Regions from separate parts of the Mus musculus genome. Here region 2 is linked to region 1. The links are chromatin loops, found by intact Hi-C in ENCODE. Cell type or tissue: left cerebral cortex. All regions are shown on one strand. Each heading gives the region's core, and the rest is flanking DNA. Links, peaks and the distances in the headings are about the cores only. Region 1 has its middle 19 kb from the start of Rbfox1. Region 2 holds the start of Gm26159 (a small nuclear RNA gene).

Region 1 (12,785 bases), core at 2,770-10,769:
ATATGTATTGACTATGAACTTAGAGAGTGGAACCAAGGTCTGACCCTAACACTTCCCATCTGTGTTGCCCTAGACAAGTTACTCAACCTCTCTGAAACTCAATTAATTCTCTTACATACCAAGAGTGAGCCTATTCTTAGGTGGGGTGTTCACTAAAGAATATAATACTGTACTTAACAGCTCCTGGGTATCAGTCCATTTTGAAGTATCAAAGCTCTGTACATAAAGCCCAGATCTTAGCATGACCCGGTGTGTTTACAACCCAAGTAGAATATCAGGAACTTAAGTGACTTCTCATACTATGATCTTTCCTGAGTCAATAAATCCTCATTTTTACTTGAATTGGGCTCCTGCCCTCAGAACTAACATAGTTCAGAATAATCTAAAAATGGCTGGAAAATATTGCAAACTCATACATTCAAAAAAAGGGAAGTCGGGTTGGGCAGTGATGGTGCACACCTTTATGTTCAGCACTTGGGAGGAAGAGGCAGGTAGAGCTCTGAGCCTGAGGGCAGCCTGGTGTACAGACTGAGTTCCAGGACAGCCAGGGCTACACAGAGAAAACCAAAAAACCAAATCAAACCAAACTGTACCAAAACAGCAAATTGGGCCTTAAAATAAAATAAATCTATCTATCTATCTATCTATCTATCTATCTATCTATCTATCTATCTATCTATCTATCTATCTATCTATCTAATCTACTCATCCTACCTAGCCTATCTTTTTCTATACCTCTTTCTATATCTGCCTATCATTAATGTGTATACAGTTGTATATGTACACATGTAATATGTGAGCAGTGTCTAAAGGTCAGAGGTCAATTCTGAGTATCATTCCTTAGTCACCCACTGCCTTGTTTTGGAGACAGATTCTCTCAGGATCTCCATATTCTCCTGATAAGGCTAGGCTGGCTCACCAGTAAGCCCCAAGGATCTGCATGTCTCCAACCTTCCTGGATATAGTATTACAGTCATGTACCACCATGCCTGGCTTTTAAAAGTGTGCTGTAGGGATCTCAGCCTGATCCTCAAAGCTACATGCCAAGCACATTACCTACTGTGCCATCTCTGTAGCCCTTACTCAATGTAAATGCAAACTTTGATATATATACATATATCAAAGTTTGCATATATATATATTTTTTTTAATCTGGTTTTGAACTCACAATTGTTCTGTTTCGGAGGTCTGGAGAGATGGCTCAGTGGGTAAGAGCACTGATTGTTCTTCAAGAGGTCCTGAGTTCGATTCCCAGCAACCACAATTGTTCTGTTTCCCCCTAGAACACTGGGAGTCCAGATCTATGTCACTCACACCCCAGACTCCAAAACTTCCATAGAACGCAATGTATGTAGGATACAATTCTCATCACTGGAAGACTTTGTTTCAATCTTTCTAACAATACCATGGCCTCAGCAGTACTCAGAGGGCTGCCTTCTATACAGGAGAGTACTGGAACCACTCAGGGCTACGTGAGTGACATATCTCGTCTTCAACACCACACCTGTCTGACTCCCAGTCCTCTCTCCCTTTTCCTGGGTGCCACTAAGGAGCTTGCTCTTCATTCATGTGCCCACATAATATACCAGCTTTAGTCTCAAACCTCTAAGTTCCAAGAAAGACTCTGTGGGCAGTAAATGAGAATTCCAAAATATCCTTCTGGAGATGGGCCACTGCTTTGGGACTATGTCATACCGATGGCACTATCTCCCCTCTATTTGTGCCCAAGCATATAAACATTGACAGAAAACAGGTGCCCCTCTCCATATATCTTCAAATAATGTCTAGCATGGAGGGTTGCCTGTCTCTTTCACAGATGCTGGGAAGTGCACACCTGGCGTAGGCACCAACAGTCCTGCATACCCAGCCATCACAGCTCCGAGCTCAATAGTCAGCACTTTACAATATGCCTCCTCGTCCGCTTTCATCTCCCTCAACTAACTGCTTGGAGGCGAAGGTGGGGATTCACAGAGTCCAGGATCTACATTTGTTTCATGACTACCATACAGATCTTACCTCCCTTGAGACTTCATGGCTGGCCTCAAAGATGAATGTGCCTTTTAGGACCAAAATAGAACAAAGGGCTGAAAAGCAACTAAAGGATTTAAAATTAGGATGGAGGAAGAAAGAAAGAAAGGAAGAAAGGAAGAAAGGAAGAAAGAAAGAAAGAAAGAAAGAAAGAAAGAAAGAAAGAAAGAAAGAAAGAAAGAAAGAGAGAGAGAGAGAGAGAGAGAAAGACAGGAAGGAAGGAGGGAAGAAGGAAGGAAGGAAGGAAGGAAGGAAGGAAGGAAGGAAGGAAGGAAGGAAGGAAGGAAGGAAGGAAGGAAGGAAGGAAGGAAAAAAATAAAAACCTTGGTCCTGGAATAGTCTGCCTTAACCACTTAAAAATCAGCAGTGATGTCCACTTTGAATATAGTGGGTCCCCATATGTCTGTCCCCTCCCACTGGGACCCAACATTTGCTATAGCTTTTTATCATGCTGGCTAGCAGTATGCTCATCTGCCTGCCTTGTGGAGCAGCCTTGGTGTTATTTTTATGATGACTCGGAGCCTTTTTTTCATGTCGCACTTCTCCATAACTCTGGAACATCACACACCTGTTCTGCACACAACACAGGAGGAGATAGAGATGGGTCTTGTGGAGGGAGGAGAGAGGTGGCCATTTCTGCCTGCTCTGAAAAGTCAAATGAGAAAAGAAGAAGCTGACAGAAGCTATGAGGTACCTTTTCTGCCTTTGAGGCTATATTATGTGCCAGCACTTTGTTTAACCAACTATTTTTGTGTTCACATGTTTGTTGAGAGAAGCAAGCATTTGCACTTGTTTTATAAATATGAGCTCAGTTCAGTCTCACAATGACTGAACATGAGTACCCTAGCTCCTATAATTGGTTCAGTCTCACAATGACTGAACATGAGTACCCTAGCTCCTGTAATTGGTTCAGTCTCACAATGACTGAACATGAGTACCCTAGCTCCTGTAATTGGCTCAGTCTCACAATGACTGAACATGAGTACCCTAGCTCCTATAATTGGTTCAGTCTCACAATGACTGAACATGAGTACCCTAGCTCCTGTAATTGATTCACTGTCACAATGACTGAACATGAGTACCCTAGCTCCTGTAATTGGTTCAGTCTCAGAATGACTGAGCATGAGTACCCTAGCTCCTGTAATTGGTTCAGTCTCAGAATGACTGAGCATGAGTACCCTAGCTCCTGTAATTGGTTCAGTCTCAGAATGACTAAGCTCCATTTTCACAGGTGAGAAAACAGAGCATGCACTGAAGGGAAAATGGCACCCTGGGGCTTATAGGTGAAACTCTTCTACTATGTTTTATTCTAAGAATTACTGTCATTGCCTATTGATCACTGTTGCCTACAGCAACACCTGCCCTTCCACCATAGCCACCATTACTACCATCTTGAGCTCACCATGAATACCTCAACCCCTATTTCTGTCTCCATCATCACCTACCAATACATTATTCCACTACTGCCATGAATATCAATGTAACCTACAACCAACAAGTCCATTACCACCTCAGTCTCCAGGATCACCTGCTATGACATCATAGCCACTATCGCCACCATCTCAATCTCACCACAAGCGGCTCAACCACAGTCCCCATCATCAACCTACTGTCCCATCTATGATCACCAAGAAGGTGCTGGCTTGCATTTCCACTACCATGTTTATGGTACACCTCTGTTTACTTGATTATGACCACCACAGTCTTTAACTCCACCTCACTATCACCATCATGCTCATTTCCATTGTCACCTGCTAGTCCATGAACTTCACCTCTACTGTGTAGCCAACAGTGTTGTGTCTCCACCATCACCACCAAGACCCCCAATTTTATAGAACCATGAACACTAAAATTTTTTACTACCAGTTCTTTCTTTACCACCACCAGTAAGAGTAGAGTGTAGACATCTATAGACTTTTGCCTGTAGTTGGATATCATACTGGATACTGTACAACCCACTTCATGTTATGTTCCTGACAATGCTATGCTTCTTATCCTATAACTCTTTCTATTGCTCAACTGTGAAAGCCAAGTTCTACAACAGTTCATAATTGCGCCTAAATAGATATTTCTATAAGATTTGTGACATATTTAGAATCCAAAACCAGACCACTCTCACCTGTGTGTGTGTGTGGGGGGGGATGCTGGTCAAAGAATAGTTGTAGGAGTTGGTCCTCTCCTTCCACCATATGGGTCCTGGGGATTGAACTCAGGTGCTTGGTCTTAGCAGCAAGCACCTCTAAGCACCTAGCCATTTAGCTGCCTCTGAAGTGATTTCGTCGTTGTGGACCTCATATGCTCTTGAATTCCTGTCTGGATAGGTTTTATTACTAGGTCATGCTGTGCTAAGAATATGCCACTAAGGGTTAAAAATCAGCATTTCTTTACTTCTGTAGCACTCGCGAAACTCTTAGAAGCCTGGCTTCCATAGCTGCACACCTTTGTCATGTACACTGTTGTAATTGCTGGCTTGAATTAAAAGACAGCATTTGAGAAAGTTACACATGCAGGAACACACACACACACACACACACACACACACACACACACGATATAAAAGAGTGAAGAATCTGCTTCTCTCATCCGCACATCATCATCTTGGTAGGCATGATGAAGAAGGAGGAAATGTGGTCAGATTTTTGTGTGATTTTTTTAAATTTATATTTTCCACGATGCCATCAAAAGCTGTGGGAACAGAGGGATGTTTATTTGGGTGAATCACCAGCTTTGCACAAATCCCAAGTGCTAATTGCATAATGGGTCTTTATAGAATGCCATAATATGGGTTCGGCTGGTTTCTCTGTTTTGGGTTTGAAAAATAGATTGTTTAATAAGCCATCAAAGCTATATGTTAGCCAAGTAAACAAAGGAGCAGATGTTGACTGCCGTCTTGTGCCTCGTAGACATAATTAAAGACAACGAGGCACTGGCGGGTTCAGAGAATAGAGGACAAACACAGACAGACACGCACAATAGGATCATTGGAGTCCCTTTCAGGGCACCTGCTTTCTCCGTCTGAAATGCTGCATCGTGTTTCCGGTCCTGAGGAAACATGGCAAAATCTTTTCTTTACTTATGTAAATCTACATTCACCCTGCCCTCTGCTTTTCAGGAAGATAGTGTAGTGAACATCAGCCCTTCTCAGCGAATCTGTCTCAATTTCATGACTACTGACTTGCACATGAGGTCGTTTAAAAAAAAAACAGTAATATTTTCATAGGCATAAATGTTGATGAGGAACCAGTTAGCACCCAAATTTTGATATTTATCAAAGAGTTTCAAGCCGTTGTTTTGAGCGGGAGGCAGAGTGGAGCTTCAGCGTGAGTTTCTCCGTTTGATTCTCGTGTGAGGAGCCTTCTCAGCTGACATGCTTATTTCCTAAGCTAAGAGCTTTAAGTACTTGTTTTCTTTTCCTTTAGTAACAGCACTTGGAAATCCAGTATTTCAGCTACCCCAAAGCCATCGTCTTGGGTAGAACACTTAAAGTAGCGCTTGAATTTCCTAAATACCCTTATTTCTCCCTTCAAGTTCTTACTCAGTCCTACCCCGGTTTTGTGTTCTTCGTTTTACAGTGGGGAGAAAAACACAGACACACAAAATAGAATTAAAACATGCAGTGCAGAATGAAAACAAACCAAGGGACAAACGAGACCATGATGATGCTGCTCTCGGAGCATGCAATGAAAGAATTCACAGCTCCAAAGAAACCAGGCTACTGTAACTTCTTTTTTTCACTAAAAGCAAAACAAACAGTCTCCAGGCTTAAAAATCAGAGTGCTCTACAGCTCACTTCAGAGAAGTTTCCTCGATGCAACATTCCAGGCCCACATAAAAAGCACTCCCACTTGTTCAAAACAAGGCAGAACTCCATTCTGGTGAGTAAATGAAATTGTAGTAAGTCTGAGAAAACATCCCCAAAGCCATTGTTTTAAAAGCACAGGAAGCTGTGTGCTGGCTTGTCGAGAATAAGTAGCATTAGCCTTCAGTAAGCCCTTCCTGCCTCCTCTGCAGGTTCTGATGATGCAGACAGAAGGGGGTTCTAATGGGGTTTGCATCTCTTCATGCTAATAAAGTAGCATCAGTCCATTTTCAGGAGCAACACTGAAAAGCCTAAGCATCCAGTGAAAGGCAAATGGGGCCAGGGAGCTGCCAGGAAGCCAAGCCCTTACCCTGAAGCACCTATGACCAGTTGCATCTCCGCCTTCATTCATTCTTTATGGAAGGGCAACGCTGTCCGTCCCTCAGTGGATCTGATCCGCACGGGCTTGTGCACGCACACAAGCACTCAGACTGCGCACACATCCACACACCATCTCAGAGCTCTGAGGCAGTAAAGTACCAGGCTCTTTTGATTTATGAAGCAGCCTTCACAGCAGCAAGCTAACAGCATGGCCAGCCAGGACCCCACTCCCTGAAATGCCTTTATGAACAGGACAAGGCCCTGCTCGTGAACAAAAGCAGCGGTGTGGCTTATAAATCATTAATACAGATGGAGCCAGGCAGGAACTGTATTCCCTGCTAGCTGAAGAGCTTTGGTTCAAAGAGAGGTTTGGAGGGCTGGAATTGGCTTTGCAGAAACACACTCTATCACTGTCTGTGGGTGTGACCTAGAAGCCTCGAACTTTCTCTTTGAAACCTCTGTAAATCCAAGGTTACTAAGTGTCCTAAAATACAAACCAATAAACCTAAGGAGTTAAGATGAAATCACATGGCTCAGGCCTATAATCCCAGCACTCACAAGGCTGAGGCAGGAGGACTGCCATGCGTTTAAGGTCAGATTGTGTGACATAGTGAGCTTGATACTAGTCTGGTCTAAGGAGGCAGACCTTCACATAGCTAACTAATGTGAAACCAGAATCTGCTTCGGGGAGGAAGGATGCTCAGAACAACCTCATTTCTAACAAGTCTTTTCTTTTAAAGCAAAGTCAAGGGGCACCGTGGTCAGTAGAGCTGTCCAGACAAACAGCCTGGCACAAGCCTCTTACATCAAGTTACACCAGAAGCTTCCAAGGCAGGATGAGGCAGGACAGGCAGCTCACTGCAGAGTAAGGTCTAGGCATGGGGTCTGGAGGAAGAACACTTTGTGACTTGAAACATCAACCACCGAAGTTTTTTGTTCTGAATGTTAAAGAACAAAAGAATGAAAGAAAGAGAGGAGAAAAGGCAGGCAGACAGGAAGGAAGAAACAAAGAGCAGAAGAAAAGAAGGAGGGAAGAAAGGTAGAAAGGCAGGTGAAGCCTAAAATGGACTTGCTGCTACGCAACTATAATCCCAGCACTAAAGAAGCTGAGGCAGGAGGATAGTTGAGTTGGATGCCAGTCTGTATTTCAAAGCAAGACCCTGCCTGGCAAAGAAAATGATAAACAAATCTAGGAAGAAGAAGTAAATATACCAACTCCCTGGAGGCCTGTGTGTAATATTAAAAGAGATAATCCACGTAAATATGCTGAGTCATGTGCTTGCCACCCAGGACTCCATAAACGTTATTGATTATGTCACTATTTTAATTATGCCCTTGTCATCATGGTGCTGAGGATGGCAAAATTGTCTGGTCCCCTCAGTGGACTCACAGTATCTCTTCCTGTTTACAGAAAGGGCTTCCTTTCCCAAAACTGATCCAAAAGAGAAAAAAAGGGGTTGGGGGAGTGAGGCGGGGGAGGCTATAAGGATCATAAAAACAAAGTGTGGGGGAATCCTGAGTTTGACACAGAGACCCCTAGTGGAAAGAACTGAAATTGCACCAACAGGCAAAGACTCCTTTCTCTTCCTGCTTCAACAGCTCCCCCTCTGACTCCTTGGAGAGGAAAGTGTTGAAGTTGGGGGAAAAAAAGAGAGAAGAAAGAGAAAAAGGAAAAACAAATGCATAGCTTTCTGCAGGTTATCTGGATGAGTGAGCCTGTCAGCCCATGTAAGCAGAGGCGATGGATGGCGAAGCCAGCGCAGAGCTGATTGTAGGAGATGCCTTTGTGTTTCCAGAAACTCCAGGAGTGACCCAAATTGAGTCCCTTACACCTTGCTCTTATGTTCCCAGAATAAAAGGGACAAACAATCAGACAGCAGGGGCTCTTCTGCTTCTCGAAGCACCGAGAATGGAATGAACTCCTCTCCTTTAGCTCTCCCTAGCTAGGGCGCTTACTCTGGTATCCAAGTCAGTGATCCAGGGACCCATCCCTGTCAGGGCTCCTCCTGATGGTCCGCGTTCGAGCAGCCACTCACTGCCTTGAAGCCTATTGGAATCCGCATCAGCACGTTCCGAGTCTCCAGCACGGGGCACCACGACATTCTGAATAGAAATAAACGAAGCTCCTGCAGTGTGATTCCGTCAGCTTTTGAGAGTAAATAACTTTGCTGCTGACAGGAGCCGGGTGATTTTTACTTTCCCTCTTCCCGTCAGAGAGCATTAATTGAGCTATGTAGCCATATCACAACCACCAGGGAAAGACCCGAAAGAGGAAGGAAAGCAGAGAACTAAGCAGACAGGATGGATGAGAGACGCAGAGTGGCCCTCGATTGCTGCTGGTACCTATAACCTCAACAGACCATAGGTACACACATAGGTATTCCCATTCAGGAAAATACAAATAGAAGTGGGAAGCTTCCAGGAGCCGGCCCTCTGTTACCTTAAAACAATTCTCTATCTCTTAACGGCTAAGTTAGGATCTGCTTTTTTTCATATCTTCAGTATCTATGGGCTCTTTGCTGCATCTCGAGCCCTGAGTGGTATCCCACTTCACCTCACCAAGAACAATATACAATGGCATTCTAGTCTCGATTTTTTCCGAAGAAGCAATTAAGGTCCAAATCAAGTTAAGTGACTTGCTCAATTCAGTCAGATCAGCTCATGAATAACAGAGTTGGGATTTGGCCTCAGAGCCCGTTCTACACAAGGACAAGAGACACCTGCTTTTTGTAGACTGTTTTTGGAGGGTTGAACACCCAGGCTTCTAAGGCAACATCAGTGTTCGCATGTCATTTGGAAATATTCTCTCCCTGACTAAGATTCCATAATTGCTCCTCATTGTTCCTGAAGTATTCCAGGAGAGGGGCATCATATTTCAGTCCTTATCCTCTCCAAAGAGCTAAGCACTACTTAACCCAGGCTCAGGAAGCAGTTCTCCTAGAAGGAACCCCACAGATGCTTGCTGCTATTTCCAATAAGAAAAATCCCATTCTCCAGGTGAGTGCCAGGCAAACGTCTGCCCCCAAGGAAAAGAAAAGACTCATTAATCCCAAAGTCTCCTTGTATTCTACTCCCGAGCCCAGGGAAATCTGGGCCCTTAAATCCTAAAATTGCCTGTACTTTGTTCCATAGCCACAGAAGAGAAAGAAAAATAGTCATTAAGTCTCTGAAAACACACACTGGCCTTCTGAATTTACCTCATTCGCGCTCTGCTTCCTATTCTGTGTGTACTGAAACAACGCAGAGAAAAAGATCAAAATGAGGTGCAACTGTCTAGCCACTAAGGCCTTGGTGAGCATTAAGGACCACAGCAGCAGCCTTCTGACTCAGTCCATTGTCTCAGAGCCCTCTGTACACTCTAATCATTAAGTACAGGATGTCTTTCCTTTGCTGTCTGCTGCTGTCTGGGCAGAGGGATGGAGAGGTGACATAGAGAGAGATGTAAGTTAATTATATGTGCTTTCTCTCTGCATATTGGACCAGAGGAAGGAAGGAAGGAAGGAAGGAAGGAAGGAAGGAAGGAAGGAAGGAAGGAAGGAAGGAAGGAAGGAAGGAAGGAAGGAAGATGTAATTCTAACCCAGACATGACATAAAACACTCTATGGACCAAGCTGATGTGTGTCTAAATGCAGTATTATAATGATGTTAAGGATGCTAAGACTCTCCCAGAGACAGAAGCTCTAGGCTTTGCTTCCTGAGGGCATCTGTCACCCCGTGGGGGTTCAATAGGCACAGAATGAGCTGAGGGTGGTGGTAGCCAAGGCCTGACATTTCAGCAATGAGGATGATTGAAGTAGGAGGAACCAAAGTTAAAGGCCAGCCTGGGCAACTAAGACCTTGTTTCAGAATAAAATGTAAAAGGAGGCCCGAAGGTTACTGGGAAAGCACTTGCCTAACATGTACTAGGCCTGAGGTTTAACCTCAAATTCACAATAACTGAGACACACACACACACACACACACACACACACACACACACACACACACCATGTGAACTCTATAAACCTAGAATCAGTGGGCAAGTATGAGAGGGAGTGACTGTGGATTTTCATGTATACTGGAAACCATATCACCACTATAATTGGGCAAGGGTACCTGTCTACTTAAATGTAGGCTTATTTCAAAATCTGTAAAGATGTGTCACCTGCTGTAGTTATTAGGTAAAAACAAGGAAGGTGGAGAAAGAATGGGCCATGTTTGTCTTGTTCACATCATATATGTCCCTTGACATGATTACATAGTTGTCAACAGGAGCCTTGGCACCTCTTGTTGAATATGACTCCTTAGCAGTTTGATCAAAGCTCTCCCCTTCCTTACTGTCCCTGTCTTGGGTCCATACCTCACAGGTACCAGGTCACAATTCTGGAATGGCTTTCTTTCCATAGGTTACCTTTCCACCCTGCACCTCATTCAAAATGATGTGAGCCAATCAGACCCATACTCTGCCCTTAGAGAATGACCACTCTGTATTAGACCCATTTCCACTGCTTGATGTCTCTGTGTGTCTAAGTGTGAGATTACCACAGTGTCTGTTGTAGCTGAGAATAATTCTGTGTGTGTGTGTGTGTGTGTGTGTGTGTGTGTGTGTGTGTGTGTGTGTGTGTGTGTGATGCGTGCTTGCTGGTACATGTGCATATGTGCACATGAAGGTCAGAAGACAACCTATTTCACTCCTCCGACGCTGCCCGTATTTTCTTTGGAGTTGGGGGTCTTTCCTTGGCTTGGAACTGTCCTGGAAAGCTAACTTAGTTGACTAGAAAGACAAAAGGATCCTCTTATCCCTGCCTTCAGAGTGCTGTAGTTTTTAGACATGTGCCAACAAACCTGCTTGGTCCCTCCCTCCAGCAGGGCTGGGTACTGAGCACAAAACACGTGCAAGGCCAACACATGACCACTTACACTGTCACCTCCCCCACAGGGTTCTTGCTCCTTCTTTACCCCTAGGCTGAATTTCTGGCTTTTCCTCTCAGGTCAGAAGAACAATCAGGTCTCCAGAGCCTCCTGAGCCTCCTTCTCCTCTCCTACCCCATGCTCCCTAATCTGAAGCTATTTTCTGGGTTCATCTCTATCCACATTCATTCTTTTACTGGAGCCTCGGCTGCACAACAGCATGGACACTATGTAACATTCTAAAATAGCGACAACACTTGGAAACAATTTTCATAGAAACAAGTGACTATACTTCCGCTGAACATTACACTCAAGTGGAGGGTGGTGACTACTCTCTTTCCTTGATCTAAGATTCTAACCCACATACTTATCTATTCCTCTCTGTTCTGAACAGCTACACTCAATATACATCCGCCCTGAGGCATTGTGGGTAAAATCCAGGAAAAGGCTGAAAGACCCCAACTATCTCACTGCAAAGCTAAGATGATGCTCTGGACACTGTCAAACACTTGTTAAATACAAGAAATGTGGATCTGCAGTAGAGGAATCTAAAGCAGAGGCTCCAGGCAGTAGACTGAAATCGTCTTTTGCTCTTTCTCAGCCAATAGCAAACAATCATGGCTGCAATATCCTAGGAAGAACAGCGACAACTTCCCAAGCCACGCCAGGAGTCTGCACATTTCCTCCATCGTCGATTTCTTATCCTTATTAAGGGCTTGGGCACTGAATTTGAGATCCCTGGGTAAGCCATTTCCTAATAGTTTCCAGCTATAAGAACAGACCGTGTGACCACTGCCCATTTCCCCAACTTACTTGCACTCAGCGTGGTAAAAGAGCCAAGGCCCTTCTAAGCTATTATGCTTAAGAGCTGACCCCATAGAGCCAGGAAAGGCAAGTGACATCAGGGTGACAGCCACAGACCAGAGCTCAGCCCTGCAGGACTCTCTCCAGCAGCACTGGAAACAGGCAACTTTATTGATGAACGGAACTTTCTATGTTTGTCTTAATTGAATTAAGCAGCACACTGGGACACCTCTCCGTGTCCATTAAAGAAGTCTCTGCAGATGGGACAATTATGTCCATGTCTGCCAGCCCTGCCTCTTTCTCAGGATGATACCCCATGCCCATCACCAGCCCCCTTAGGCACAGATGTGCCAACCTGATTTTGTTTACTGCGCCGCAAAGTCTTTCTCTTCCAGAAGACCATGATTTGCCTGATAAACTACACTGCTTTTTACCAGCCAGTATGAATAAACAAGCATTATGTTTTCTCTTGGGGCAGGGAGCTTGGCGAAATGAATCAGAAACCCCTAAAAAACAATTGTCTACCCTCAGCACATCAGCTACCGGACAATCACTCAAAGGGCAGCTGTAAGGAAAACAGATGGTGTGTGAGCACTAATGATCCAGGCTTTCTCCATTCCCAGCTCAGGCAGAGCTGCTGGCTTGCATGTTCTGACACACAACCTACCACGAAATGGCAGACAGAGAGGGATGGCACGGAAGACTCCTGTCTGTGGACAGGCAGACGCGTTATGTTTTCCACAAATGACGGTTGCTTTAAGTGGCTTTAAGGAAGTGGCAATCTAGATAACCCTGCAGCCAACCAAGTTCATGACATCTTTCTCTCCACGGAGGTGAGGCAAAGAAGCAGCCCAGTCCAGTGGACACTGGGCCTCACCCTGTT
Region 2 (12,785 bases), core at 2,006-10,005, 1.3 Mb before region 1:
TGCTCCTCCAGCACCTTGTCCACCTACCTACGGCCACACTCCCTGCCATGATGGTCATGGACTCCTATCCCTCTGGAGCTGTAAGCTCTAAATAAACTCTTCCTTCTATAAGGTTTGTCTTCTTGGTCATAGTGTTTCATTGTAGAAATAGAAAAGCAACTAATGTGACACTTCTCAGGAAAAGAGGGAAGCCCCAGGAAACATACTACTTCTCTTTGGTATGGGGGCGGGGAGGGGTGGAAGAACTTAGTGCGTAGTCTCCAGTTTGTCAGATGTGTGATGTATGTATGGCAAGACAAGAATATGGCAGAATGGCCACTGCCTTGACTTGTGTATAGAGGCTAGGTATTCATACCTATCTGGCTTGGGTAGTTTTGCTTTACCTGACATATGGTGTACTTCAGCAGGTATGTGCACCCTACCCCCACACTAAGTTCTGGTGACTCAAGAGTTGACATTTAAACTGAGACATTAGAACACAGACTGGCCTATAGGGAGGCAAAGAATTCATTTGGGAACATCATAAGTCTTTTGTTTATTTTAAATTTTAATTAAAATATAATGACATCATTTCCTCCTTCCCTTTCCTTGTTCCAACTCCTCCAATGCCCCCACCCCAGAAGTCTTAAAACTTTGAGAAACAGCATGTCTGTGGGGCTAGGACATAGTAGTAAAGAAGAGCCAGGGAAAGTGCATGCATGTGTGCATGTACGTGTGAGTGTGTGCATGCACGTGTGCGTGCATGCACATGGGTGTGTGTATGTGTCTAAGTAACCAAATTCCAAAAGACATACTCCTGTAGTGTGCTTGTTTACAGCGTCTGTACTCAACTCTGGTCTATTTTCTCCCTCTTTCACCTGGAAAAGTCCTGTTCATTCTCTAGGACCAGACTCAGCTGTCTTCTGTTCAGATAGGCCTAGTTCCTTGCTCCTGTTACTGCCCTGTCACAGCACTACGCCTTGTATTCCACCACGCTTTTGGTTTTAGGATGCCTCCCCTCACAGGTTTTCCTACAGTATGGGGCTGAAATGACAGAGTTCCTGGGTCTGTTTGTGCACAGAGATCCTCATATCAGATGTGAATGAAGGAATTCTCATAATCTCTTTGGCATACATAAACTAAAGCCAGGATGTTGCAAAGGTGATTACCACAGCTCTGGGGAAGGAGGACTCATGCTGTGTGCTCAGTGAATAATTGCTATAGGAATGAGAAACCCATGCCCTTTGTGCCTCAGCTGGCCATGCTCTGCCCACAGCAGACATCACCAGTTGATGGCTTATATTCAGATCTTGTCTCTGCCTAGAGCTCCAACAGACAAGCTCAACTGCTTTGAGTTCATTTGCGACTTGAGAACTATTTGCTATGCCCAAATCTTTAATTGGTGCTGCCCAAGTCTCTTTTTCAAACACTTGCTTCAAGGACATTGGGAAACTCTGGGGATAGCATTCAGGAGCCTGACTTTTAAAATAAGAACTTGAGGTGATTTGGGGACATGCTAAATACTGACACAAGCTAATCTAGCTGTCACTGTCTCGAGCTGCTCAAATAAGTAGATGCATAACTTAGCGATGCATGCACTTTGGAAGATATTACAAGACAGGAGGAGACTATTCTGACAACACCGCCCTTCTTCCACAGGCTCCTCAGCCTGAGATGGAATACTCTAGATTCTGAAGAAACTCATCCCACTCTCTAGAACTATGCCCTGAGAATTTCTTCATTATTTAAAAAAACGTGGAATGCTTCACAGACGTGAGTGCCCTCCTGTGTAGGGGCTATGCTAATCATCTTGGTACTGTTCCAATTTTAGTTATATATATTGAAGCAAACATGAGACTGCCTTCATTTTTCTGTCTCATATCAAATGTGGCAATGTCTTTCAATGATAATAATGAAAAAAATTGAAATCTCCAAATTTCTTTGATACCCCCAGCTCTAGTTAATAAAGATGTTTATTTTAATAGAGCCAAGAAGAAGTTAGCTTTGGAGGCCAGCCAAACAGGGGACGATTCTGTGGTAAGCATGTACCTATTATCTGGAAGAATGAACCTAAAGAACAATCTGTTTGCTTCCTTTTCTGTTCTTCAGTGCTTTGGGGTTTCTCCACATAGAGCCTGAGCTTCAGGCCTCCACATTCTCACCCCTGGCAATCCCCTCTCCTTTCACCCCAGGCCGTACACCATCTTGCTTACTGTTCAGGTCCTTTTCCATCTATGATCCTTATTCCAACCTCCAACTGTAATCTCTTGGCCCAATTATCCCCAAAAGCAAAGTACTCCTGACTGGATTTGGAAGATTTCATTTCAGGTAGGCTCTGTGCTATGACTGGGTAGGCAAGTGACAGGAAGAAGGGATGGGGTAGGGGACAGAGTCTTGAGGAGGGGGAAACAGCTCAGTCAATAGAGCACTTGCTGCATGGGTGGGCATGAATCTGTGGCTCTGATATTGGGAATGGGGTAGAGACAGGGAGATCTTGGGGTCTCATTAACCACCCAATCTATCTGAAAGTGTTAGCTGTAGGTTCAATGAGAAACCTTGTCTCAAAACAGGAAAAGGTGGAGAGCAACTAAAAAAAGACACCATGGGTCTCCCCTTCCCCTTCTGTGAGGGGGGATGAAGAGGGGGCAACGTTTGGGATGAACACAGATAAAATAATTAACTGACAAAAATAATTTCAGAAAACCTGAAAAAAAAAAAGACACAATGGATGATCTCCTTACTGTCTACCGTCATGACTAACCCATGTACACCAGACCAACCCACACCAACCCAACCCAACCCAACCCAACCCACACCAAACCAAACCACACCACACCACACCACACCAAACCAAACCAAACCAAATCACACCATACCAAACCACACCAAACCACACCAAACCACCACCACCACAGGAAAAAAAAAATAGAATCTTATTGTTGGCTTGTTGAAATGGCTCAGGGGGTGAAACCACTTGTTACACAAGCCTATCAACCTGAGACCATGAAACCAATGGAGAAAGGAAAGAACTGTCCCTGAAAGTTGTCTTCTGATGTTTACACTGTGCCTGAAAGAACACTTTTCATTCTTTCTCCCCCATTTCTTGTTGGGTCTCTCTTGCTTGCTCAGTCTTTCTCTGTCTTTCTGTCTCTGTCTCTTTGTCTCTCTCCCTCCCTCTCTCTCTCTCCCCCCTTCTTCTGTTCCTCACTCCCGATCCCTTTCTTAGATAGAAATAGTCACAATAGTAAGTACATGCACAGAGACTAAGGTTTGATCTCCAGCACCTTAAAAATAATAATAAAATAATATAAACACAATATCAATAAAAAGCAATTCAAGAATAGTCAAATTCACAGAGACAGAAAACATTAGCACTGTTAGGCCCAAGAGGAAGAGTGAACAGGAGTGTGTGATGGAGTCATAGAGATGACTATGGGTTATTGATGATCGTTATAAACTTTATAAACACACCCAAATTCACTAAATATACACCTAGAAAAGGTAACTTTTCTGGCATGTGATGTAGCTCATAAAGGATTTTAGCAAATAAGTATGATCTTATTTTGTGGTCCAAATAGCTGAGGTCTGAGTCATTTCAGTGACACATGAAATCCCAATTTAAACTTACCTTTGACCAGTTCATACATGTATTTTCACCCCCCTCTCTCTCTTCATCATCTTTTATCCTCCTTAGACTTCTGTGGAGCCTCTTCTTCTTTCCAAGGAGCTCCACTTGCTCTCATGCCTTCTGTTGTTTTGGGTGGGAGTTACTGTATCATGGGCAACCTACCAGAGGCTATAGCCCTGAAGAAAAGGACTTTTCCTATCACCAGCAACCATTAACTGCCAACAGCTCCTCAAATGGGAGTCATGGTCTCAGGAGCTACTTTCCAGCCTGTGCTGGAATACTGGCTGGACTCAGTGTTATCAAATCTTGTGAGTTTTTGAGTGGGACATACATGTACACATGTCCAGAAGATATAGCTTCACTGTCCTTATAAAGATTCTGAATCCTTCCTAAGGGAAACTTCCCCAATGCACAGGCTTACTTTGGAACATGGTCCTGCCTCTCTCTACTTTTTATGTATCCGTGTCCTTCCTCCTGGTCATTGCTGCCTGTCCAAATTGTTCTGGCACATCACAGCAGAAGGCAGACTTCCTATGGGGGATTCTTTAATATTCCCTCTATTTATTTTCAGAAAAAACAAACCACCTTTGTAGGCATGTTTCCATACTAACAATCATGCTCACATAGTACTCTGTATCAGATACACTTTGCCTTACTGGACTGTGAGCTCCTTAAGGACTGATGATCCACCGATGACATTTTCTGTTGACAATAATAGAACGCCAGTTTCTGTTTTCTTAGAAGATAGATGAAGGGCCTAGGGCCCAGGCCACCATCAGATGTATTTTCTCCTGGGCTTAGCTCTCTTTGCCTGATTTGCCTTTGCTTTCTTGCAGGTTCTACTCTAGGGGCAAGTGCAGCTGCCTTCTCCTCTGGTGAACTTAGCTCAGTTCCAAGGGTTACCTTGGAATGTTGATGCCCTGGAACCATTTTAGTGGATAAGAAAAGAGATGCTTTGAACATCTCCAACCCTGGCACTGAAGGTGATCTGAGCGGGCTCCAGGGACTTGCACAGCTCAGAAGCAAGAAAGTAGGTGGAAATTGGAGAGAGATTACTTAATACCTCAGGAGTTCATTCGGCTCATGTCCTTAACACACAGCACATAGGTAATTAGTAGACATCTATTGAGTAAACCTGTAATACAAACACCAGCTTTCTATTGCCTATTCAGATGAAGGAGTATAATACTCTGAATGGTGGACAGGACAGGGCAGATGTGTGACATTAAGCCCACAGTGTTTGGACTGGATATATGACAGGTGGGCTGTAGATGAAGCCCTGGCAGCGTTTCCTAGCACGTGCAGGGCTTGAGATGAATCCCCTGCACTCCAAAAGCCAAATAAGAGGTGCACGATCATTTGTTAATCTTTTTTACATCAGGGAAAATGTTTCAGATATTTGGAAAGTTACAAAAAAGATCTCAACCCTTTTGTTCATGGATGCTGCTGTGGTCCCTCTTGAGAGTCTGAAAGGGACAGACAGACTCTCAGGAACTGCTGCACCGTGCCCGTGCTTCTCATGGCAGTTCTCTGGCAGTTCTTGGGTCCTCAGGATCTCCAGATCGTACAGCTTTGTCTTAAGGGCACAGTGGGCTTTGTGCGATTCACAGTCCTTCATTGTTTTCCAAAATTTCCTCCTGGAACTACCCTGACTCAAGGCTAGAGGGCATTGTGTGACCACAGAGAAGCTGTATCCTCCTGGACTCTTCGGCTTTTCACACAAAAAGGCTTGCTCACAGCTCAGCTAACTAGTGAGCTCTTCCCGTTCCCAGGAGGGAACGAAGCCAGCCCCCTGTGAAGCAAAGGATGGGGACAGGGGGAGAAGAGCCACCAAAGTGTTTCCCTCATTTGTATGTTGATGAAATGTCTGCATTTCCCCTAGAGCTCAAGAGCCTGGTTTGGATTGATTTCGCAGCAAGGATCTTGGTGTGTAGGGATATGCTGCAGATGAGGCTCAGGGTCCCTGCCCTGCCTGCCTATGGCTTCCTGTGGGATTTGGGGGAGGCCCCTTCTCTTGACTGAATCTGAGTCTCAATGCTCTTATCTGTAAATCTCGACACTGGATTAGGTGCTCCCAGGATAGATGTGATGCATGAGGCTTCTCTGGAGTGAAGATTTCAGGAGTGGAGGAGAAGTGAGGAGGAAGAAGATTGCAACCAAAAGGAGACTAGATTTCAAATGCATCAGGAAATCCCACAAGGGTGTGGGCAAGACAAATGCAGCCAATGCATGTGAGACCGGGAAAAGGCCCTTTCAGAAGACTAAATCGTGTGCATATTAATGCAGTCTGCTTAATCCAAAGGGAAAGCAGCTGTGGGTAAACAGCCTTTAACACAGTCTCAGGGACCAGCAACTCTTGGTGTAACCCTCTTCCCTTAAGTGTAGACTCAGTCTAGTGACTCATTTCTGACTAGCAGCAAGAAACCGAGACCCTTAGCCCAACAGACCACTAAGAAATAAATCCTGCCAAGAGATTTCCCACCTGAGTGAGGTGAGGAATGGAGGCTTGTCCAGTTAAACCTTTGGATTAGACTTCAGACCTCTTTGACAGCTTGATTATAGACCCCGAGGGAAGCTGAGGCACCTACTAAGCCACGCCTGGATTCCTGACCCACTAAGTACTGACACATCAGGGCATTGTGTTATAGAACCATCGACAACTAACATGCTAAAACAGTGGCTTTCAAATAATTTGTTCTTTCTCTGTGTGTATGAACACACACATGTGCATATGTGTTTCTATGTGTGTGTGTGTGTGTGCGCACGTATGTGCATGTCTGGAACAGAGGACAGCTTCTATTATCATTCCTCAGTATATGATCTACCTACTGATTTTTGAGACAGGGTTTTGACAGACTCAAGACTTTCCAAGAAAGCTAGGCTAGCCAGTTAGCCCTGGGGATGCCCCTGTCTCCATCTCTTAGTGTTGGTATTACACTGTCATGTCCAACTTTTTCACATGGGCTCTGAGAATTGAATCAGGTTTTTACGCTTGTGCAGTGAATACTTTTCTGACTGAGCAATTTCATGGCCCTTCAGACTGTTCTCTTTCTTAGTAGTGTGAATTAGGGGGGTGTTATTTTAGACTATCTATCATCTATCTATCTATCTATCTATCTATCTATCTATCTATCTATCTATCTATCCTGTGTGTGTGTGTCTGTGTGTGTGTGTCTGTGTGTGTAACAGAGGATAGCCTCTATGTGCATGCATGGAGGGAGATCAGAGGACAACTTACAGAAGTCAGTTCTCTCCTTCCACCATGGGATGGAATTAGGTGGGTAGGCTTGGTGGCGACTGTCTTCACTTGCTCAGGCATCTTACTGACACAGGTACATTTAAAAAATTTCTCCAGGCCGTGGTTTTGTTATTTGCAAGGGATGACAGTGTTGTCTAAGTGATGTCACGTGTGAAAACTGTGTGATGAAATGTCTAGAGGAGGAACACTGAATGACTACAGCTGTCGCCATCACTGATGATGCTGTTTCTCTTGGGACCCTCTTCTGCTCTGTGTGACTGTTTTGCCTCTCTGTACCTATCTTCCTCCTCCTTCTCATTCTTCCTGTGTCTTCTTTCCCATTCCTCTTCCTCCACCTTCAGTTCTTCTCCCTCCTTCCTGTATCCCCCCTATACTTTTTCCTTCTCCTCTTCTTCTTCCACTTTTTCTTCTCCTTCTGCTTCCTATTCCTCCATCCCCTTCCTCTTCTTCTTTCTCTTCTTTTCCTTTCTTTTTCCTCTCCTCCTCCTCATCCTTCTTCACCACCACCACCACCACTACCACAACCACAACCACTACCACCACAACCACTACCATCACAACCACCACCACCACCACCACTACCATCACAACCACCACCACCACAACCACCACCACCACAACCACCACCACCACAACCACTACCATCACAACCACCACCACCACCACCACTACCACCACAACCACTACCACCACAAACACTACTACCACAACCACCACCACCCTTGGAATCCAATAACACAGATAGAAACTAGCATTTTTCTAAAGTAGTCTGTCCTGAGATCTTTCCCACATTCTTACAGTCATGACAATGATGAGCAGATGACTGGCCAGCCAGCAAGCCCTATCCTCTGGCACCATCTGGTTCTGGTGACAGTAGGTCTTAGGTGAAGAGAACCGAGTGGAACTCTCTTCTGAGCTTTGTGGAGTTGCTCCCAGAGAGAGGCTGTGAAGCTTCCACAGTGGCTCAGACTTTCCAGTTTCTTTATCTGGAGAGAGAAATCTTTCAATCTTTTCTCTAGACTGGAGGCCAGCAGTCATTTCCTGCAAAGCTTTTGATATTTATTTTATTTCCAGCAGAGTTAAATTGTAGTAATTAATCCAGCCTAAGAAACGAACACCACAGAAAAGAAACTTAGAGCCCCACTTAAAGTATTTGTAAGTAATTTCTCATAGTTAATTGGTCTTCCCAGGAAAAAAATCGCACTGTTTCAACAGACACTGGTCATTCCAGTGTGAGCGAATGGTCAAAGAATGTTTACCTGTAAGCACTGGAACCTAAAGCCCCTCACATATCAAGCTCTTTTCCTACCTCTATTCTGGAAACTGAATTCTAACCAGGTGTGAGCAGGTGGGAACACATGTTCTAGTAAAGACTTCCACATATCTTGTGGCATTCCTGGTTTAAGGCAACAATATCTCCTCTTGGGTGGTCAGGACAGGTGATTTCTAGAAATAATGACTTAAGACAAGTGTGGTGGTGCAGACCTGTAATCTCAGTACTTGGGAGTAGAGACAAGAGGATTGATGCAAGTTCAAGGCCAGTCTGGGATACATAGAAAGTTCCAGATCATGTGGGGCTATACAGTGAGAGTCTGCCAAACAACCAAACCATACCAAACCAAACCAAACCAAACCAAACCAAACCAAACAACTCAAACTAGAAGCTTACTGGTTTGTAGAATAACCCTCATCTACATTTATTTCACAGAAAAAAAAAAGGATAATTTGATTCCTGAATTGTTTAAATTGGAAAACTAGTTGTTTAACTTTGGAATGCTAAACCTAAATTATATACAGTTCATCTGGATGGAGGTATCAAGTAGTAGCTGGTTAAATGAGTTTATAGTCTAATGGGGGTTACATATAAGTGGAAGGCATACAAAACTGTTTGCTGGGTGGGGTGACAAAGACAGGCGAACCAAGCCCCACTTGGTAATGGTGTCAACATCTCTTTATCATTAGTTGAGCTGAGTCTCAGGATTCGCCATGTGTATTCTTCTCTTGGGTTACTTGGGCAGTCACTTCAGTGCTCCAATTCCTTTGTGCTTTTGTATCTTTGAGCTCTCCACAGGAGAGGCTGGGTACACAGAGGAGATAGGTACCTCATGAATGCACACAGGCCTGCAGTGTGTTCCTTGATAACGCCTCACTCAGTTTCCCCCTACTCTGTCTCTGTGCTATGGCTTCCACATGTTCATGAGTCAGGCGATATTTTCTCCTTTCATTCTTTTAGGGAAAGAAACATATGAAGGCTTTTGTCTGATTGGAGCCATTGGAAATGGTGTATGTTACAGCTGTCTATGCCCAGAACCTCTCTTTTCTGGAGTTACATATAACCTCAGGTCTTTTATGGGACCATTTGGGTTTCATGCCCAACTTGTGAGCCAATCAGCTTTCTCCTTGGATGAGTGACATCCAAATGGCTGCTTCTCTATTTATCCTGTCATTTTCTGTACAATCTTCTCTCTTGAGTTATGGCTGCTCTCTATTTGTTTCTATGCCATCTTATGATGGTTGTTCATTGTGGGTCTTAGTTCCTCCCTGTACCCTGTACCTTGTACCCTGTACCCTGTTCTGTTCTGTTCTGTTCTGTGTGACTATTATGCCTCTATGTTTCTCCTCTTCTCTTCCTCATTCTTCTTCTTCCAGCATCTTCTCCCTGTCCTACTTTTTCTATCTCCAGCTCTTCTCCTCCTTCTTACACTCCTCCTGTATTTCTTTCTATTTCTCTTTCTCCTCTTCCTTCCTCCTCTTCCTCTTCCTCCTCCTCTTTTCTTTATTATTCCTCCTCTTCCTCCCTCTCCTCTTCTAGATCCTCCTCTCTTTCTCCTGTCTCTGAAGGTACCATATGTTTCCCAGTAAGGACAGAACCTGTCTGTTTTTTTTTTTTTCACGCCTGTATCCCCTAGTGTCTGGTATCCAGTAGACATTCAATATTATGTATCTGAGTGTATGGGAAGATAAACTTTGACCTAAAGACTTACAGGCAAAGGAAATCAGTTGCTTTTGTAAGAAAACAGGTAAACACTCCTTACTATCATATTATTTTAGACATGCTCTAAACCATATTATGTTAGGAAAGGAAAGAAGCACCTGTTATCATGGTCTTTGTGAAGCTCATCTTGATATGGAGGGAAAGGACATCTCTCTCAGCTGAAGGAAGAGTATTACTGCATATATGAATTCCTTCCTCACTGAAGTCTCTTAGAAAGCCTTGCCTAGTCTTTAGCTGCAATTTGAGCCTCAACGGAGAACGTCTAGTTATTACCAAGCTGTGAAATGGTAACTTCACCATGATTTCACTTCATTTTTTCTTAAAGAAATTGGTGTGTCAGAGTAGTTTTTCTGGAAAGTTCACTGTAGAGGGTAAAATTTCTGGTAACAGTCCTGAAATGGTCTTGCTTTGGGAACTGGGTTAAGCTAGTTTCTTTTCCTGGACCTTGCTCTTCCACTTTCACAATAAGTCAGGCCAAGCCATTCACAAGGACTTATCATGGGGAAATTCTTTAGCTATCAATCTAGTAGGATAAAAACGAACACACTGTAGTGTGGGATTTCACATCCAAGGATGAGATCTAAACAGTTATGGAAAATACCATGTGGCCCCAATCTTTAGGAATTTTGTAGATTAGCATCCTCTTGTAAACCTGCTGCACCTAGTAGGCAGTGATAACTTTGAGTACTGTCATCCTCTCACCTGTCCTTTATGTTGGGTTAGTAGAATGCATTTGCTATGAGTGATGGATAAAGAGAAGGAACAGTATTTAGACATGCTGATACATCATGTTCCTCAGAAAATCTTACGTCTTACTACAAAATATAATATATTGGCATCTGGGAAGGGGTTGTTGATAAAAAATGGAACATCTTGGAGAAGGGATGCCACCCTCTGTTGAGCTTTCTTGTGTCACAGAAAGAAGAAAGGCTTGCTCATCATCTCTCCATGAAACAGTATTTAACGGCTACTATGTCTTGAGAAATATCTTCATGATATACAACTTCTCAGACAAGAACATCATTCTTAAAGGGCAGATTAAGTCCCAGATCCAGCTTTGCCACTTGGTTACTGGATGGATTTGGGGAACCTTCTTAAATTTTCTGAGCCCGTATGTAGAACTGGTCATTGCTAGTACTACCACATTCTAGGCTATTGACTGCTCTGATCTTTAGACATGCCCTGACCACTGTCATTTGAAACCACAGAAGCCATGAGTGCTGCATGAGATCCTCAAAGACTGGCTCAGTAATATCCCCTGGTGCAAGGGGGGAAATCTCATGCGTGCTTGAGGTCCCTCAGTGCCTTGGAGATATCTAAGTGGTGGGAAGACTTTTCTTGATGGCACAGCTGCCCTATAAACTATGTTCCAATAAGTAATAGACTCCCCAGGAGAAGTCACATAACTCAAACAAGATATTTGGGGAGTTGTGAATGTTGCTAGCATATATATATATATATATATATATATATATATATATATATATATATATATGCCATATATCCTGTGGCTCTGTTTGGGAGCTAAGAAAGTATTTTCTAAAGTCATGACAACTGATACTTTGTCACAACAATTCATGGATTCAAGGGGTGTGTAGCATCACCTCTAAGCTTATTTATATCCATTTTAATCATTTATATTCATTTATATTATATAATACACTTAAATGACAGGTGTCATGATTACATCCATGGTGGAGATGAGGGAAGGAAGGTGTTCAAGTATTCTGTGGTCTCATCTTCCTCACTGTCATCGCTATCACACCTTATCTTCGAGACATCTTGGCCAAGGTTGAATTTCACTTTGTAACCCGGGAAGCTGAAGCCAGGAGATACTAAACAAATTTCCCCAACTTTCTGAGACAACTTGGAAGTATACATCTACACAATTTCCAGACCTAAAGTCTTTCACCTACATGATGTTCCAGACAGAATCTACCTGGATTCAGGCAACCTATTCTCTATTCGATTAAAAATACCAACTGCTTTAAACTGTGGCACTCCTCCCCCTTCTCAATGGATTGTCATTGACTAATTTTCTAATTCTTGATAGTCACCCTTTTCTTTTCTTCAGGTTTTTCATGCATTTATGTTTTTTATCTCTATCTCTTCAACAAAAATGTAAACTCTTTTAATACAGAGGTCCTGCCTTCTGTTTTATTCTATTGTTCTATTCCCCACTGGGAGATGTCTAGCTCAAGGTAGGTGTGTCTAGGGTTTTTTAGTCTACCAATAACATCAGCTCTACCACTCTGTCATTCCCTCTGATGATTTACTTTAATGCATCTTTACTGTCTTTACAGCTCAGTTTTCTCAATAGCAAAATTAATGTAACTCAGGGGCCTCAAACAAGGTCAAGGAAACATTAGGAACTCAAACAACCTAAACTATGATTACAGAAGCCATTTTACCTTCTTTAAGGATTTCAACCATCTCTTTATGACTTTGCCAATATTTGTTTTTACATATATTAGTTAATTGACTCCTTTAAGCATCCATTATCTTCACCCTCACTTTATAGATGAGGAAGTATAGGTATTAAAAGACAAAGTATTGTTTTTAATGACTTTAATCAGTGTCTGGGAGAGACATTTATCTCTTGGCTCCCAACAAAGTCATCCTACCCTCTTCCATTGTCTTTCTGTGGAAGCTAGTCCAATTCCACAGTTCCAGTCCCATATTTCCATTCATTAAATTCAGAATCTTTGTACCATCAGTATTGGTCTGCAAAATGTGTCACTGACACACTCCTTTAATTAATGCCAATCTTAATGTAAAGCTGAATTAATAGGACTATTGTGTATTATGACCCAAAGCAATACAATATCCCAGACCATCTATTTATATCTAAAGCATTTAAAACAATTCCCCTTCTCCATTCTACCACACACACAAAAATCAATTTATAGTAAATGTTGCTACAA

What was found. A loop is a pair of places that touch in the nucleus more often than their neighbours do. Peaks named below come from ENCODE experiments on the same cell type or tissue, not always from the same donor. Only the 100,000 strongest peaks of a DNase experiment are listed, where the experiment ranks them.
Region 2: it touches region 1 in a loop (2.9-fold over the local background); 2 of 42 quality-filtered maps call a loop at or near these places.

What each region holds. Positions count from the first base shown.
Region 1 is chr16:7,044,786-7,057,570 of GRCm38, reverse strand. It overlaps a transcript of Rbfox1 not described here. Among named protein-coding and RNA genes, the nearest start is that of Rbfox1, 19 kb to the left of the region's middle. In left cerebral cortex, for the core only: a CTCF peak has its summit at 7,764 (motif pointing left); DNase peaks (open chromatin) are centred at 5,858, 7,774, 8,033 and 8,202; H3K4me3 peaks cover 669 bases; H3K27ac peaks cover 1,144 bases.
Region 2 is chr16:8,326,040-8,338,824 of GRCm38, reverse strand. Gm26159 (a small nuclear RNA gene) reads right to left here and starts at 1,832; the gene lies at 1,729-1,832. In left cerebral cortex, for the core only: a CTCF peak has its summit at 5,274; a DNase peak (open chromatin) is centred at 5,322.